2 separate regions of the Homo sapiens genome follow, and region 2 is linked to region 1. Evidence: chromatin loops called from intact Hi-C (ENCODE). Cell type or tissue: IMR-90. All regions are shown on one strand. Links, peaks and the distances in the headings refer to the core of each region. The heading gives the core; the rest is flanking DNA. Region 1 has its middle 54 kb from the start of MBIP. Region 2 has its middle 54 kb from the start of BRMS1L.

Region 1 (2,926 bases), core at 272-2,771:
GAAAATTTACAGAATTTCATAAAATCTGCCTGCCCCACAAGTGTACAACTGATAAGCTGTAATACATTTGAGCACTGAATTTTTCAGGAACACGTCTCCCCTCAGTGCCAATCCCTTAGGGCCATCAGGTTTGGCAAACAAGCACGTTGAAGATGGAGTATGAAGTTTGTTTTTTATTAAATAGAACATTGTTGGCATTTTCTTCCAAGAAAAAATTGCTACATAACTAGATATGTCAACTAACAAAGATGGAGATAACAGAACATAAGGTGATATGGTTTGGGTCTGTGTCCCCATCCAAATCTCATATTGAATTGTAATCCCTAGTGTTGGATGTGGAGCCTGGTGGGAGGCGATTAAATCATGGGAGTGGTTTCTAATGGTTTATCACCATCTCCCTAGTGCTGTCTTGTGATAGAGTTCTCAAGAGATCTGGTAGTTCAAAAGTGTGTGGCACCTTCCCCTCCCCTCTCTCTCTCCCTCTCTGCCATGTGAAGAAGGTGCTCACTTACACTTTGCCTTCTGCCATGAGTGTAAGTTTCCTGAGGCCTCCCCAGCCATGCTTCCTGTACAGCCTTTGGAACTGTGAGTCAATTAAACCTTTTCTTCATAAATTAAAAAAAAAGAAAGAAAGAAAATTTAATGACAGTCTAGGCTCCCCATTAGTGAGACATGTCCTCAGTGAAGTAAGTGCAACTTGTAACAACAATAATTCATCTTCCTAGACTCCATAAAGGAAAGAACATTGCTTTTAGCTTGGTTTTGACCTTCACCTTTAGGGACCACCACTACCATCAGCCCCTGCCATCATTATGCCAAGAAACATTTTCCTCTTACAACTGAGACCTCACAGCTTTACAGAAGCACCAAGTTAAGCTTGTTGAAAGAATGGGTACTAGTTCACATAGAGTAGCTCCGATGAGATCCTTGTGACTCTAGAGATCCTTCTGGTGGAGGTGAAGAGAAAGTTTTGCCAGTTCATACAGCTACAAGTTGAATAATTTATCTTTCAAGTATTTAAGTTTGGTTTGCCTTTTTGCGGGGAGGGGAGTAGAGTTTAAAAAAAAAAAACAAAAGAAAATACAAACAAACAAAAACCCGCAAAACAAATACCTCTGAGCCAAAAATGAACTTCTGTGATTCTGCAAAAAGTCCTGGAGTAGGCTCAGGTATCTCCCCATGGCCTCTGCAACCATGCCCAGCTGAAACAATAGGCAAGAGAAGCTCGTATTAGTTTTGATCAAGAAGCCATGAGCTGGAGATATGATCTGGTTCAACAGCATGCACAATCACATGGCGTCCCAGTGGCACTTGTCAGACACACCCCCGGTTTCCAGTCTGCCTTTCATTAAGTGTGAAGCCCAAAGCCTCTCTGAGCATGTGCAAGGCAACAGATTTATGCTGCCCTCTGCTGGTGAGCAGCTCTACTGCAAATCTTTTACAAGGAGGACTGAGCCTGGGCTGGTTGACTTCTTCCCTTCTCCCAGCCCCACCTCCTAGTAGACTCAAAGATAAATAACCCTGCTAGACTTAGAAGTTGAGTTCTGAGTGGGGCTGAGGTGAGAGTAGAGTGGTGGAGAATATAGATCAGGAGAAGTAGAAAGACCACAAACCAGGGATGTGTCACTATTAGAATCCAATATAGCCTAGGGGGCTCATCTGTGTATTTGCTTTGTTGGGGGAAATTTTCATTCGAACTCTCTCATGACATTTGAGTTACTTAGTACTGAATGCATTTTGTGATGTATTCAGAAAATGCATTTCACTAATGTTTCCCTAATTCATGGGGGCTGCTGTTTTACCAGTCACCATGATCCTTAATCAGTGGAGTTGTATAGCATGTAGTCTGTAAAAGTGCTTAATAAAAATCATTTAATTCTAAATTACATGAGTGCACTTAACCCTAAAGATATTAAAACTGATTGTTTGATGTATTGCCATGAGTAGGTAGAAATTCAAAAATAAAAGCTTCCTGCACTTAAATCAAAGAGCACCAAGCTCATAGTCACTCGGTACAAGCACATGCATCAGTGTCATGAAGCTGGGCTATGATAAACTAACCCATTTTGGGCTTTTAAACTGTAAATATGAAGTACTTGAACTTGATCAGAGATGAGATACATAAGTGAGTTTTTCTGAGCAAAGTACTGTGTGTGACCTGATAGCTTGCTAAAAGCCTGTGGAGATCACCTGCCACTTATTTGCAGACTTGGTGAGGGTGGCAGTGGGGCTAGCTGCTGATGTTTGGCAGGGTTAATGTGCACTGCTAGCCTAGACTCTAGGCTAGAGGCAGGCCTAGTGTGAGCAAATAGGAGAGAGGGGATTTTCATTGACTGAATTGTTATCCTTGGGTTCTCATTGTAGCTACATTCACACTTGCTTAACTTGCTCAGTACAGCCCTCAACACGATGCCATGTCCATGAGGAAACTTAAATCAGTCTTGATTATGGATCACAATAAATTTTGGAGGGATATGTCTGTTAAATTTGAGGAAATCTCAATAATTTCCATGGTTTAATGAGTGTGGTAAGAAAGATTATAAAATGCATACAATCTCTCATTCTCTCTCTCTCTTTCTCTTTCTGTTCTAGATATTAAGTATGCTTACACTGAAGCATTGAAGTTTTTTTCACAGTTAAGAGACTAGCTTTCTGGGTTTTTTAAATAAAAGCCTTCTTCTAAGTGGTTAACCATAGATGAAAAGAAAAGGAGTATCTTCTTTTCTCCTTCCCTCCATGTTAGCAATGCTTTATGTTTGACTTTCAAGGCTTCTGTGAATCCTTGAAAGAAAGGCGGAGATTTCTAGAAATATCAGGGACAATATATGGATCCCATACATCCCATTGAGAACCAAGCACAGAGTTGGCTAATAAAGTAGCCATTGTGAGTTATCTATGCAGTACCTGTTGAGTGCACTATAATATG
Region 2 (2,926 bases), core at 131-2,630, 490 kb before region 1:
TGGGACAATAAAGTTTGGAAATTATAGGCAATGACATTTCCTGCCCTGTGGAGACAGCTGAGGAGATGAGAGGTGGATGGGGAGTTTCTTGGCATTTAGCCTCGTGCTATGAGCTGACTCATAGTCCATCTGCACTCCGGTCTTCCTTGTGTTATGTGGGTCTTCTAATAAATTCCCCTTTTTCCAAACGATTTTGAGCTGGATTTCACACCCTTGCAACATTTATGATGCATCCTTAGAGCTTCATATTCTGTTGATATCCACTTTGAAAATCATCACAAACTTTTATAATTTCAGCACAAAGTCAAGGAATTAAAAAAAAAAGGTATTCATGGAATTACAAATATATGCATGAGAAAGAGAAAAGCAGTCCCTGACAACTAGGAACTGCGTGATAGGCCTTGGTGTTCTGTTGAACATAAACAATCTCACGGAACACCAACATCACGGCCACTCTGTGACCGTGAGGAAGTGGGGTCAACGCCCACCCCAACAACATCTTGTCTAAATATAGACAAAAACAAAGTCAGTCTGCAAACCACAAAAAATGTGGAACATTCCCCTATTCTGGCTAATGTGAATGACTTCTGCTTCTTTACCAATTATAGCATTAGCCTCACTTCATTCCACCTGCTTTATAAGTAAAACTCATTAAGATACTAAATTATGGGATTGCCCCCACTTCCTGACAGCATTTTATCCAGAGCAAAGCCCACTTCCTCAAACCCTACCAAAAATCTCCCAATAAAAGCCCAAATCCTATAAGTCCCTTTTAACACCTTCTTACTCAGACATCCACAGTTCCCTATGGTGTGGTTTCTCCCTCCCTGAAATGAGCAAGAAACCCAACTTGTGCAACTGCCGGTGTGTTCCTGGTGGCCTTTGGCTGGAAGGCATTGACACGTGGAACATTTAAAACAGTTTGCTGTAATAGTTTTTTTTTTTTAACTAGATTTAGACAATGATACAAAGTACATTCTGGACACAGATCTGGGAACTTCTAGTATATAATTATAATGGCTGATAAAAAACAGACTTTAATTTTCAATTACACATTATTGAAAGAATCACAAAAGACAAAAAGACAAGGCGAAAGGCATTTCCTGAATGCATTTTGTACTGCAATCTAAATTAGATAGTAGTACTTTGCTTCTAAAGCCAGAAAATAATATTAATATTTCTACTATATTAACCAGGGACTATCATCTGGAAATGTAAAAGCTACAGTCCCAGTGCATTTTCATTAAAACCTGAAGGTGGCAGTAAATTCCTACAAGACTTAGGTGCCTAGGTTAGAATTTGTATTTTTCCTCCTAATTATTCAAAATGGTATAGTGAGACTTCAGTTGTATTTAATCCTGTTGCATACTAATTAAGAGATGTTTAGGAAGAAGATAAAGCTCTACACAAGGATTATATTATTATTACTCTTTATTAGCTGAAAAAAATTCACCATGTAAAGGGCTTAGGGACATTGCAACTGGTTATATGCTTTAGAGTTACTGTAGAAACAAAGTATGTAATTAAACAAAAGGGAACATGAGAGCTTGTAATACAGATCAAAGTGCTCTGAAGGGATGTGGCAGTAAATATAATCATCCATCAGTATCCTCAGGGGATTGGTTCCAGGATCCCTGCAAATACCAAAATCTACAGATGCTCAAGTCCCTTATATAATATGGTTATTTGCATATAACCTATGCACATCATCCTTTAATTCATCTCTAGATTACTTGTAATTCTCAATATGATGTTGTGTAAATACTTGTTATACTGTATTGTTTAGGAAATAATGACAAGAAAAAAAGGACTGTACATGTTCAGTACAGATGAAACTATTCTTTTTTTCTGAATATTTTCCATCTGTGGTTGGTTGAACCTAGCTGATGTGAAACCTACAGATATGGAGGACTAACTGCATAGTTTATATTTATCTATTAAATAATAACCATGTTGTAGATTTTTGCCCCACATTTCTCCCAATTTTGTCCTCAAAATTCTTAAAATAGAATTTTGTATGGTTGTGTTTTTACCTAATTATCTACTATAATCAATATAATCTCTGGAATATTATTAATCAGGGAAGGCTTAACTGATAATTTAATATAGACAATTTACAAATAGCAAGTTAATATTCATACTGGAAAATGAGTTACTTTGTTGATCTTTTATATAAAGATCTAGAACTAGATTGTTTCATAGTTTCTTTTCTTAGAGAGTAAACATTATCATTGGTCCACTGAATTATATCCAAAGTTATAGTAATGTTTTAATGACCTCAATATATAGGCATGAGATTATTAGAACTTTGAAAATTGGGAAGAATAGGATTTCTGTAATCTTTTTAGATAAAAGTTAAATGGGAGCGAGAAGGAGACGGATGTTGAGAGAACGAGGAGGAAGGAGAGAAAATGGCGTCAACGGATTACAGTATCTATAGCCAAGCTGCAGTGCAGCAGGGCTACAGTGCTTACGCTGCCCAGCCTGCTCAAGGATATGCACAGACCACCCAGGCATATGGGCAACAAAGCTATGGAACCTATGGACAGCCCACTGATGTCAGCTATACCCAGGCTCAGACCACTGCAACCTATGGGCTATGCAACTTCTTATGGACAGCCTCCCACTGGTTATGCTACTCCAACTGCCCCCCAGGCATACAGCCAGCCTGTCCAGGGGTGTGGCACTGGTGCTTATGATACCACCACTGCTACAGTCACCACCACCCAGGCCTCCAAGCTGCTCAGTCTGCATATGGCACTCAGCCTGCTTACCCAGCCTATGGGCAGCAGCCAGCAGCCACTGCACCTACAAGACCATAGGATGGTAACAAGCCCATTGAGACTAGTCAACCTCAATCTAGCACAGGGGTTACCAACCAGCCTGGCCTAAGATATGGACAGAGTAACTACAGTTATCCCCAGGT

What was found. Hi-C counts contacts between places; a loop is a spot of excess contacts. Peaks named below come from ENCODE experiments on the same cell type or tissue, not always from the same donor. Only the 100,000 strongest peaks of a DNase experiment are listed, where the experiment ranks them.
Region 2: a loop joins it to region 1, with 13 times the contacts of the local background. A loop is called at or near these places in 43 of 110 quality-filtered maps.

The regions. Positions count from the first base shown.
Region 1 is chr14:36,372,817-36,375,742 of GRCh38, forward strand. No RefSeq gene overlaps it. Among named protein-coding and RNA genes, the nearest start is that of MBIP, 54 kb to the left of the region's middle. In IMR-90, for the core only: a CTCF peak has its summit at 1,416 (motif pointing left); a DNase peak (open chromatin) is centred at 1,385.
Region 2 is chr14:35,878,592-35,881,517 of GRCh38, forward strand. It overlaps the pseudogene EWSR1P2. Among named protein-coding and RNA genes, the nearest start is that of BRMS1L, 54 kb to the left of the region's middle. In IMR-90, for the core only: a CTCF peak has its summit at 1,240 (motif pointing right); a DNase peak (open chromatin) is centred at 440; H3K27ac peaks cover 441 bases.